Regions from separate parts of the Homo sapiens genome. Here region 1 is linked to region 2. The links are chromatin contacts, found by Hi-C or POLR2A ChIA-PET in ENCODE. All regions are on one chromosome and are shown on one strand. The core of a region is the stretch at or near the end of the contact, and the rest is flanking DNA. Distances in the headings are between cores, read along the strand shown. Region 1 overlaps LINC02660 (long intergenic non-protein coding RNA 2660). Region 2 has its middle 19 kb from the start of LINC02639.

Region 1 (6,059 bases), core at 2,229-4,728, 83 kb before region 2:
CCCCAAAGTGCTGGGATTATAGGCGTGAGCCACCACGCCCAGCCTAATTTTTGTATTTTTAACAGAGACAGGGTTTTGCCATGTTGGCCAGGCTGGTCTCTATCTCCTGACCTCGTTATCCACCCGCCTCGGTCTCCCAAAGTGCTAGGATTACAGGCATGAGCCAGCACGCCCAGCCTGAAATTGGTTTTCTTTTGATACCTGGATACCTCTAAATCCTTTGGCTCTGACTTAGTCAGGACTATCCAAGGAAATCTACCACACAGGAAGTGATGGACTTCATCCTACTCATGAGAAGTAAGTACTTTTTAAAGTTTTCCTTCTGACGATGAAGGTCTCTCAAAGCCCATGACATTCTCCCAGCTCCCTACCAGCTTGGACTGTCTCACTTTTTATGCAAAAGGAATCTTTTGGCTCCCTTCTCAAAAGTAAGCTCTACCTGGACACAACAGGACACTGAGTCAGGGCCTCACTCTCACCACAGCTACACCATGAACTCTGCCCGGGACCGCAGGTCCCGTGGGTACATAACCATGACCAAGTTGGCCACAAGCACCGTGAGTATGGCGTGGGTCGCCCTCTTCCCTGTCTCCCTGCTGGACACCCACCCACCCCTTAGCGCCTGCAGAGAAGTCCCCCCAGGAGTCCAGGCCTGGGTCCCTGTGGCCCTGGGGGGTTTGTGGCGACCCCAACACGAGCTCTCTGCGACTGCACGCACAGGTATGCAGCCCAGGCAGCCCTTCCGTGAGCTCTTGGACTGGGGCTCATCCATCGCTGCACCTGTAACACTGGGCATTTTTCCCTGTAAACAGGAGACATCAGTTTAATAAGCATTGATTTCATTTAACAAGTTTGTATTGAGTAATCTCTGTGCACCTCAGTCCTAGGAATACGGCTGAAAAATGGTAAAAAAGCATCCAGGCAGTTGTAAATTGACATTCGAATCTAATTTGCATTCTGATCAGTAAGTAAATTAATATGCAAGTGAGCAATTTCAAATACATTATGAAGAAAAACCAACAACGTGATAGATTGGGATGGAGGGTGGGGGTGGGAGCTGTTTTTGATGGAATATTTGGGGGGATGCTTCTCAGAGTCTGAGTGAGATGTGGGCAGAGAGAAGGAGCCAGCCAAGTGGGAGATAAGAAAGGGTTTTCCTGCTGAGGGGGCCTCTAGAAGCCCTAAGCCAGGATCAGCTTGGAATGTTCCAGAAACAGAAAGGATGTCAGTGTCCCTTGAGAGCTCAATTGGGGAGTGGAGAGAGATAGATGAGTTTATAGACAAAAGGCTTCACACCTGCCTTCTCGGGGGTCCAGGGGGGATCTTGAGGGTCCAGGAAGAAGTGTGTGGCTTACTTGAAGAAAATGGGAAGCTGTGGAGGGTTATAAATGGGAGGGATATAATTTTTTTAGGTTTTGCAAAGGACACACTGGATGCAACATATTAGGAGAGAAGAGGTTGACATGGATGGACATTTTTGAACTGATGTTAAAATAAAACATTTGATTCCTTTTTCTGTACCTTTATGAATGCAGATGAACATACCCATTGTATGAGTCCATTCTCATATTGCTATAAAAAAATACCTGGGACTGGGTAATTTATAAAGAAAAAGGTTTGATTGGCTCACGGTTCCACAGGCTGTACAAGAAGCACAGTGGCTTCTGCTTCTGGGGAGGCCTCAGGAAACTTACAATCATGGCAGAAGGCAAAGGAGAGGCTGGCACATCTTACATGGTTGGAGCAGGAGGAAGAGAGAGCAACGCGGGAGGTGCCACACATTTTTAAACAACCAGATCTCACAAGAACTCACGACGGGGATGACAGCACCCAGGAGGATGGTGTTAAACCATGAGAAGCCACCCCCACAAGAACTCACATAGGGACGACAGCACCCAGGAGGATGGTGTCAGACCATGAGAAGCCAACCCCACAAGAACTCACGATAGGGATGACAGCACCCAGGAGGATGGTGTGAGACCATAAGGAGCCACCTCCATGGCCCTGTCACCTCCCACCAGGCCCACCTCCAGCATTGGGGATTACCTTTCAACATGAGATTTGGGTGGGGACACAGAGCCCAACCATATCACCCCCTCCTGTCTTGAAATGCCAGGGCTCCCTCCCCAGCCCCACCTGAAGGCAAAGTTCTAGAACCACCCTGAGACAATGAGCCAGTTGCTTCAAATTGAGCATGAAACCACTCAGCGTCCAGAGCAAAGGAAATACATAAAGTGCCTAAATTGGCCTAATGGGATCTTAGTAATCAAATATATCATCATCTGTACATTTTCCATATTACGGTGGGAACACTTTGTAGCCAGCCTAGCTCCCCTCCTGTTCCTGTTAGAATTTTGTTCTTAGAATAAATTTACATCCGTCCCCTGGTGCCAGGGTTCAGGCTGTGTTGCACTTTTCATTATAAGCCATGTTTACCGAAGGTTTACAACTTGGCTGTAAAAACCGGTTGGCACCGAAACTGGAAACTTGGCATGAACAAATTGGCATAAACATTGGCCGGAAGCAGTTTTTCTATCTAAATCTGAGAAAAACAGACTAGGTCATTTTCAAGTTATTTGTGTTATTCATGCATAAATAAAATGAAGCTTGACAGCTTCAAACAGTTGTTTGCTTTTGCGCTCTTCAAAAATAGATTGGATCCAAGAAAAGTAACATTTGGTAAACAAATACTCCATGACGGACTGTAGAAAAAACGAAAGGAAAAAAGAGTGGAGTGCAGTACATTAAATAGAAAGGGAAGATGGAAGCGTTTCAAAAGTCACTTTGTGTCAGAAAGTGGAGTCAGGAAAGGTATTATTAGGTGATTATGTGGTTTCTAGAGGCAAATTTAGAGATTCCTCTGGACTCTAAATTAATAGTGTAAACAAGCAGAGAGCAAGCTTTCAAATAACATAATTTATTTTTTTGAGATCTGAAGCACATCTAAACAACACAAGCTAACTAAATAGATGATGTTCAGGCAAGGAAGAACCAAGTGATTTCTAAATATGTTTTCTAACAGCAGTAGGCTTGGCCTGTAAAACAAACAAACAAAAAGTTTAAAAACTGGGGGAAGAAAAAAACAAAATATAAATGATATAGTAAAACATCTTGGTTGAAAACAATAGCATCAATGTCTGATCTTTCCGCTCATCTATGTATCGAATTAAGTTTAGAAATGCAATTTGTGGGTTTTGAATTCCAGCAGCCAGTAGCAGCTCTCTAAAGAGGGAAAGTGATGGTGCCGACCGCTCCCCAAAGAATGCCTTTTTGGCAAATTTAAAAGTCAGCCTTGACGTCAAGTGACTCCTGAGAAGGCTCCGCATTGAGTTCTGTGAAGCGTGGGCAGATCGGACTTTCACTCTCAAAACTCTGTCGGGGGATGACTACAGACACAGTTTAGGGCAAAATAAAACCAAGCCAATTCAAACAGAAAGTAAAAATAAGTCAGAGAGGAAAGAATGTGGAGGATGGACCAGGCCTGCTGGGGCCCGCGCTCTGTAACAAGCGCCCCTTGGGGAAGGAGTTGTCTCACAGGCTTGCTTTTTATTGATGTTCCTTCCTAACGGTTGTTAGCAGCAGTTAAATCCATATGGTTGTTCTTGGCAAAATGGATCTTGTCCTCTATTTGTAAAGTCTTGTTTCACCAAACTATAGGCAGAGTAATAGAATTCTATCATTGGAAGTGGAAGAATTTTCCACCTGGGGATTTCACCTGAATGGCACCTTTGGCCATTACCTGGCTCTTAGGATCAGCATGGTTCCATCCACGTGGTAATTCAAGCTAACAATTATCTTGGGACACATCTCAAAACTATTAACTCCCCAGAATGATCCACAGTGTTGATTCTCGGGTGGATGCTCCCAGTGTTTCCTCCTTCAGAGAAAGCTATGAAATCACTTGTTCACCCTAATATCAAGATTGTTCCAGCTGGTTGCAGTGGCTCACGCCTGTAATCCCAGCACTTTGGGAGGCTGAGGTGGGCGGATCACATGAGGCCAGGAGTTCGAGAGTAGCCTGGGCAACATGGCGAAACCTGGTCTCTACTAAAAATACAAAAATTAGCTCAGCATGGTGGTGCCTGCCTGTAATCCCAGCTGCTCAGGAGGCTGTGACAGGAGAATCGCTTGAACCCAGGAGGCAGAGGTCAAAGTGAGCCGAGATCGCGCCAGCCTGGATGACAGAGCAAGACCCTGTTTCAAAAAAAGAAAAAAAAGAAAAGATTGTTCCGATAGCAACTATAGCAATGCCATGTCATTGAGGATTCCAACTTGTCATGTGCTTCCTGGATAGGGTTTTACACCCTAGAGAGTTCTCTTCCACATTGAGAAGTATGAATAAACACATGCAATGACTCCATTGACACTATTCTTTAGAGATGAAGAAATTAAAGACCTAGGGCACACTATCGGGGTTCCACAGACCAGAGACAAAACAACTCAGCAATTAACAGGCCTCACAGAAACGAGTTTGGGAACCCCTCAGCATTTCTGCAGAATTTGCAGTTATTTCTAAGTATATTCCCTCCAGGTGCACGGTTAGCTAATCTTACCAGTCCCATAGATTCCTTGAGGGACTGGTTTACATCTTATTTTTGTATTCAGTTCCTAACACGGTGCCTGACACTCCAGGGCTTCAGCAAAATACTGATGCTATGATATGGGTAAGCGTTTCTATCTATAAATAGAGAGAGAGAGAGAGAGAGAGGTGTTTTGGTTTTGTTTTCTTTTAACAGACTGGGGAAGAAAAATGTTTGGAGGCTAAAATAAAATTTGCACCAATCAGCGTAAATGAGTGAGTTGTCTGGAAATGCCACATTGTAGATCTGAAATGCCATTATCTACAGGGAGCAGGTGCCCTCAATTGGGGACTTGATACAGTTTGGCCGTGTCCTCACCCAAATATCATCTTGAATTGTAGCTCCCATAATTCCCATGTGTTTTGAGAAGGACCTGTTGGGAGATAATTAAGTGATGGGGCCAGTTTCCCCCATAATGTTTTTGTTTGGACACTATGATCAGAGAGAACTGATGACTTCTACAACAGTCTGCTCTTCAGCTCAATATTCCACCACCAACAGACCTTGGGTTTTGGGGAGTTAATGGGGCACTCAGATGATTGCTGATGGAAACTCCAGGGGAAGTAAGGGTGGGGAAGAAGTGTAGCTTGTAAAAGATTTCCCATCTTTTAGTCCTAAACTTTCAACTGGGGGAAGAATATTACATTTTAAATCCAACCCACAGAAAGGAAAATTCATCAAAATCTCCAAGCCGAATGGGATCTGCGACCCTTTCCATGAAGACTGATCAGATAGGCCTGGCGCAGCTTTCTGCTCTGCTCCCAAGAGCTGTGCAATGTGTGGTCCTTGGGCCATTCCTGCTGCATAAATGTGCATTCTTTGTATTGGAACCCAGAGTGTAGGAACTAGTCGCTTTGACAGAGAATGAGGCTGGCCCTGCATCCATGTTAGACATTGCTATCCTTTTCTTAAGGTTTCTTCATTGTTACATAGTACATCTTGGGAAAGGAAACAGAAAGCTAACTGCAGTGTTAATTCTTGGAACTGGCATGAAAACGAAGAGGAGAAGTGACACAGCGAAAGAGCTTACGTTTGGGAATCAAAGACCTGGATTCATTTTCTACCTCTGTACTTGCAGGATTTGTGCAAGATTTTGACCAATTACTTAACGCATCTGAGCCCCAAGGATCCTGACCATAAAATGAGGCTACTTCTTCCTACCTCTGGACAATGTACGGATTGGCTGGGGGGCAGAAGAAATTGCCCTGGATGTCCTCTTTCCTTTCTGGTGCCTATCTTCCCCACCAGCAAACTCGGCGGCCTGGACCTCCAAATGTATCCTGACTCCGAGCTGGGTGATTTCTTTTTCTTCCGAGCCACAACCATCTCCATTCTGGACGGCATCCATGTGCTCCGAAAGCTCTCCTGCTTCCTCTCAGACTTCCCAACCATCTCTTCCCCAGGGCACCCGTGGGATCCAACGGCATGAACCTCATCACCTTATGCCTACTGAAGGCCCTGCTTGTCTTCCTAATGCTC
Region 2 (5,996 bases), core at 2,071-4,570:
CTATGCTGGCCTCATGATGGTGTTTGTCAGATCATATTGAGATTTTCTATGCCGAGAAAGCTGTGAATGTCTACGGTTAAGGCATGGATTGCAAATCCAAGTGCTATGGACTAAATGTTTGTCCCCAACCCCCGTGGGCCAAAGGCATATGCCGAAGCCCTAACTCCTGAGGTGATGTATTAGGAGGTTCAGGCTTTGGTAGGGGGAAGGTTTAGATGAGGTCAGGAGAATGGCAGCCTTGAGATGGGATTCTAGAGGAACCGCAGGAGGCTTTGCTTCCTCTCTCTGCGCCCCGTGAGAACACAGTGGGAAAGCAGCCATCCCCAAGCCAGGAGCAGAGTCCTCACCCAAAACCCACCACACTGGTACCCTGTTCTCAGATTTCCAGTTTCAGAAGTGGGAGAAACAACTGTCTGTTGTTTAAGCCACCTGTCTCAGGTATTTTGTTATAACAGCCCAAACCGATTAAGACACTAAGACCCAGGAGACTGGGTTCTGACTTGCTAGTCTCTGGCTGTGTGAATCTGGTCAAATCACCCTAGTTCACCAGCTCATATAGCTTTTCTCATCTGTTAAAGAATAGACTCTCTTTATCAGAAGGTTGCTACGAGAACTCAAGGCAATGATGCTAGAAGTTGTGTAGCACACTGCTCAGCAGGTCATAAATGGCAGTTGTAGTTATCAGCCTCTCCGACTTTAAATGTAGGTGGCTCTGGAGAAAAAGAAGCCTCAGCATCAGCACCACACAGATCATCTGAGTCCTAGAGCCCAACCAGCCTTGGAGGCCACATGGTACGAAACAGCAGCCAGACACCAAGGTACTTGGTACCAAGACAATACTCCTGATCTCCATCATGAACCAATCTATGCCTTATGGGTGAGCTCCCATGAACCCGAGGAGGAACCACGGATGTGAGCTGGCTCGTGCACCTTGTCCATTCCCTGCCTGAGAGGCCTCTTCTGAGTGCCCAGGTGAGGCTGCACAAGCCTCTGGGGTACTTCCTTCACATTCCTTTCCCTTTTCAATATCTACAGGCATTTATGCTCCAGGCATCTGTAATCCCAATGCTTTGGGTGGCTGAGGCAGGAGGATCACTTGAGGCTAGGAGTTTGAGACCACCCTGGGCAACATAGTGAGAACTTGTCTCTACTAAAAAAAAAAAAAAAAAATGTAGCTGGGAGTGGTGGTGTGCACCTTTAGTCCCAGCTATCTGGGAGGCTGAGACAAGAGAATCGCTTGAGCCTGGGAGGTCAATGCTGCAGTAAGCCGTGATTCCACCACTGCACTCCAACCTAGGTGACAGAGTGAGATCCTATCTATGTCAAAACAAAGCCAAAAAGCCTTTATACATCTCTTGGTTTTCAAATGAACGCTTATATAAAAGCCTGCTGTATAAAGCAGATCTAAGTAGACCTGCCCAGTTTATGCACAGATCAGTGAGGGACAGAGCGGGGAACCGGGTGGCTGGGAGGAAAACATGGGCACGTGCACCTTCAGTCCTAGCTGCTGTCCGGGCTGGTGAAGGATAAGGCGAGGCTGAGACTCTCAGACTCCGAATACAAACAGTATCATCCGGTTTCTGATTTGTTAGGGTGAAAAGGGAGAAATACAATGTGACCAGTCTATTCTGGGCCCACAATGTATTAGCAATTACCTCCCAACCACCACCCTGCAACATAGTATTCAGATTAAATTTCCCTGGGAGAACAGACTGCAAGGCATGGAAAGCACCTTTTACAAAATTAGGGACCTGTGGATTTCCAGAAGCTAAAAATGATAACGGGCTTTTATTAGGAACCCAACAGGGGGCCATAACCACTCCTAAAAAACCTTATTAGATGCAGCCCACACAGGCATTCTGCAAGGAGATCTCCGTCCCCAGGGCATATTCCTTTCCCAGGAGTGGAGTGGACGGTGCTAGGACCCAACAGCACACATGTGCAAAGTGTTTGGCCAGTGTTCTGGAACGCAGCCTGTGGCTCTTCAATAAAACTTTCCTCAGAGCAAACAAGCAGGCTCTAGAGGTAATCACACATAGTCTCTTATTCCCATTAGCAACCCCAAACAAGCAAGTGGCCTTACCCAAATAGTAGAGAAGCCTAGGTTATTTTTAAATCTGCTCAGTTGAGTGTGTTTCAGAATTTGTGATTTCCTAACAACAAAAAGCTTGGTACCACTGTTGAAATGACAGGAGAATTCCGAAGCAGGCGGAGCAAGGAGAGAGAGAGGCAACCTAGGGCAAGGCTCGCATTACAGATGAAGGCAAAGAAGGAAGCCCTATGTAGAGGAGACTCTTTCTGTCTTTGGAAAGTCTGATGAAAATCGGGTCTAGAAAACCAGCTATGACTTTGGAGATGAACAGAGGAATGCATTAGGCGGCTTTTCTCTCAACGTATTTGGCTTCCTGTATATTTAAAAATAAATGTCTTCCAAACTAGCTTCGAGGACTGCATCCACGAAAGCAGCCTGGCTGCAAAGCCCAGGAGGTCGCAGCAAGTCAGGGAGGTGGAGGCCTCTTGGTTTTCCATCATATTTCTCTGGAGGCTTCAGGTGCTCCAGGAGGGCACCGCCTGCTGAGTCGGTTCAAGTCAACACGACACAGCTGGAAACCCCACAGCCTGGGCAGTTGAGCCGCCGCTGTGTGGTGGGAACACTGCACCCCCTCTGAGCTCCCGCCACCCAGCCTTCCCAAGCCACGCTGCCACCCTCCTGCAGACCTGGGTGAAGAGGGGCAAGAGGCTGTCCTACAGAGATGCTGAGGGTGACAGCTGCAGAATCACCAAACCTTGCTTGGCTGAAAACAAACGTGAATTCCACATTTTAATAAAACAGAAATTTTAATCTTCTGGACACCTGATGATACAAGTCAACCTATTTCTTCTGAATCGCATCTGAAACCAGGAGTTATCACATATTTCAAGATAAAACCGGACCGGGCTTTAAATGTATGATATTATTTCATAATAAAATTTACTTTTTAATATACCTAATAACTGAAAACCTAATGCTACAGTCCGCCATGCTTTAAAGAGACTCACGTAATGACCTGAAGGAAAATTTCCCTCTGAGATAGTCATTTCTTGGACAACTCCTTTCATCTGTAAAGGAGGAAATGAGTCAGCTTTACTAAGCGTTATCTCATGATTGGTGTTTTGTTATTCAGTAGGCAGAGAACACATTTTGTTACCTATAAAGCCTGTTATTACCAAGGGTACAGGTCACTACTGAAACCTCCTCTTCAAACAACTACAGGTACTGTTGTCAAAGATCTTAACAGACTCTGATTGGAAAAGCGCCTGGCTGGTCACAGGACTGCATGACTCACCGCTCTGTTCAGCATTAGCTAAACACAAAGCTGAAAGAACAGAATCAGCTTCATGATGTCATTTCTTCTCTATGTGTCTTTAACATCGCTGAGATATGTTAGAGGTTGTTGAGTAATACACGAAGCTTTCAAATAAGAAGAATGTGTCTGAGATACTTAGAGTAAGAACACATTTCAGGGTTATGTTTGAATATAAACATAATACATGCTCCAGGAATTCAGGGTTTGTGTTATTTGTTGATACAAAGTGTTCCGCAAGGTTTTAGAGCATATACACTAATCACCTAGGTTGGTTAAAGTTTAACTCAACTGAAATATTTTGGACTTAAAGAACCACTTAAGATATCAAGTTCTCAGAACTGATTGAAAAGAAAGAGCTCTCATCTACAGTTACCTGAAACATACCAAAAATTTCCCTGCAAAGATCATAAATGTTTCAGAATCAAGGAGAAATATGAATACTGTTTCCATATAGGTGGTGGGATACATTAGTACCTTTCTCTCTTCTTTCTATTCTTTACATATATTTAAGGAGCAGCCATTGCTTTTCTAGTTTAAAAAAAAAGTAGAAAAAAAAGTTTTTCGTTTTTCTCAGTTAGCTCTCTATGGTGAAAAACTCAAAAGCCAAAATGATGGACTCAGTAAGTTGACAGCCACCTTAAATCTGTGTTGACACCTTTCTTTGTAATGTCAGCAAAACTGTGTGACTGAAGATGAGATCACTGTTTACCTAGCTCTGCTATTGGTCTGAAACGAGCAAGTGTGAAAGAAATTCCCATATTTATCTGTTGGTGTAACCCTTGCAGCAATCTCTCCTAAGAAGTTGAATCACTCATTTTGGTAAGACCCAGCCAAAGATGAAGAAAGTATATTTAATCCAGCTGATGAGACGACTTACTTGGGCCAGATTTAGTTGGAAAGTTGCATGCTGGGGCAGGGTAGGGAGTGTTTCATTTGGGAAACGTTTGGTATCATGTGAAAAAGTTATGTTTCTTTCAAATTGAGCAAATCACTATTTAACTTCCTTTTTCCAGCCTTGCCTGTTTGCTTCTGGGAGGCCTTAAGAAAATATAGAAGATGTGTCAGACTCAAAAGAGGAAGTTAAGAGTCTGAAATGAGATGCCACATTCCCCTTCCTTACTCCTAAGTAATATAGCTTGTTTGTTAAGAAACTTGCTTCTATACACATTGTCCAACTTGTTCTGTGAAAGTTGTAGCGTTCAAATAATGGGTAATTTGTCACTAAGTTGTACTTTCATGGAAATATCACTTGAGCAATAACTTTCTAATCTTTTTTTTTTGGAGACAGGATCTCACTCTGTCACCCGGACTGGAGTACAGCGGCACCATCTTGGCTTACTGCAGCCGTGACCTTCTGGGCTCTGGCAATACTCCCACCTCAGCCTCCCTAGGAGCTGGGGCTACAGGCACATGCCACCACGCCCAGCTAATTTTTGTAGAGATGGGGTCTCACCAACTTTCCAGGGCTGATCTGGAACTTCTGAGCTCAAGTGATCCACCCACCCTGGCCTCCCAAAGTGCTGGTATTACAGGCATCAGCCACCACGCCCCGCCAAGCAAGAACTTTTGCCCTCTCAGTCCTCCACGATCAGACGGAGTTCTGAGTCACTTTTATGCCCCCTTCACACAACTTCACGCCGACTGTTTTTCCTCGAGATACAGCCTCTGCTCCGTGCCCTGACTCAATGCCAGCTCCTAACTTGCAGTTGTGTTCCTTGCTGTGACATCCTATATGCTGAATGTCCATGGAGAAGTGTGGCTCACTTTAACCCGACTAATTTCTAAAAAATAAGTCATCACAACCAAAGATGGGCATCATGTTAAAAGACAGCTTTCAACACAATCCATGTAGCCCTGAGGGTAATACAAGGTACACCAGGTACCAGGTATACCAGGTGTTTCCCATGTGTGCTTCCAGACAGATTCCAACAGTCAGTCATGACCAGACAAATATGTTTCCGATAAGGACATAGGCTTGAGATCACTCTGAAAAGCAAGGAAAGTTGTACCACAGCATGTTTATATCAACTGATCTTGGACTTGGGACAGTTTAAAAGAGATGAAAACAACAGAGTAACTTCATTTTTTCTTGCAACTCATTCAAAATGTATGAATTTTGCAACTTTTTTTTTTTTTTTTTTTTGAGACGGAGTCTCACTCTGTCGCCCAGGTTGGAGTGCAGCGGTCTTATCTCGGCTCACTGCAAGCTCCGCCTCCCGGTTGACATCATTCTCCTGCCTCAGCCTCCCAAGTAGCAGGGACTACAGGCACCTGCCACCATGCCTGGCTAATTTTTTTGTATTTTTAGTAGAGTTGGGGTTTCACCATGTTAGCCAGGATGGTCTGCAGAATTATTTTTATGCAGAATTTTATATAGGCTACAAAAGGCCTTCGCAGGATTAGAGGCATTCCTCCTCTCTAGCTGCCCAATCAGTCTTGGTCACCCCAGCCCCTCTCTCTGCTGCCCCCCACTTCACCCCGTCAATGGCGAGTCCCTTTCTTACTCCTCCAAGGTCCACTGTGTGCACAAAGCATCTTCCCATATTCAGATCTGTTTCCAGTCAAACAGGTGACAAATTCATTCCAATGAAATTATCTGTGACCGTTCACCTCTCCCACATGCACCAACGTCTTAAGCCAGAGAAGCAA

Evidence for each region. Hi-C counts contacts between places; a loop is a spot of excess contacts on that map. ChIA-PET counts read pairs that join two places held with the same protein, here RNA polymerase II (POLR2A). Pooled maps may share reads with other maps.
Region 1: a map of ascending aorta shows a loop between it and region 2 (4-fold over the local background). The contact joins two enhancer-like sites. A Hi-C loop is called at or near these places in 8 of 168 maps with a recorded cell type or tissue (CD8-positive, alpha-beta T cell, PC-3, aorta and 5 more), 6 of 37 single-sample maps with no recorded cell type and 18 of 50 pooled maps. POLR2A ChIA-PET finds 5 or more read pairs at or near these places in 13 of 52 experiments (A673, CD4-positive, alpha-beta T cell, CD4-positive, alpha-beta memory T cell and 8 more).

The regions. Positions count from the first base shown.
Region 1 is chr10:3,932,655-3,938,713 of GRCh38, reverse strand. It overlaps LINC02660 (long intergenic non-protein coding RNA 2660), which reads right to left. Exons shown (of 3, transcript NR_183984.1): 2 at 5,742-6,058; 3 at 2,902-3,035. Among named protein-coding and RNA genes, the nearest start is that of LINC02660, 24 kb to the right of the region's middle. RefSeq lists enhancers at 3,191-3,240, 3,261-3,310, 3,351-3,540. Within about 2 kb of position 3,478, at least 27 of the 41 ENCODE cell types and tissues checked have a DNase peak (open chromatin) inside an H3K27ac peak, as active enhancers do; they include CD4-positive, alpha-beta T cell, CD8-positive, alpha-beta T cell, ascending aorta and 2 more, where a contact is called at or near this core.
Region 2 is chr10:3,849,820-3,855,815 of GRCh38, reverse strand. No RefSeq gene overlaps it. Among named protein-coding and RNA genes, the nearest start is that of LINC02639, 19 kb to the right of the region's middle. RefSeq lists enhancers at 2,385-3,584, 4,293-4,649. Within about 2 kb of position 3,320, at least 37 of the 41 ENCODE cell types and tissues checked have a DNase peak (open chromatin) inside an H3K27ac peak, as active enhancers do; they include CD4-positive, alpha-beta T cell, CD8-positive, alpha-beta T cell, ascending aorta and 2 more, where a contact is called at or near this core.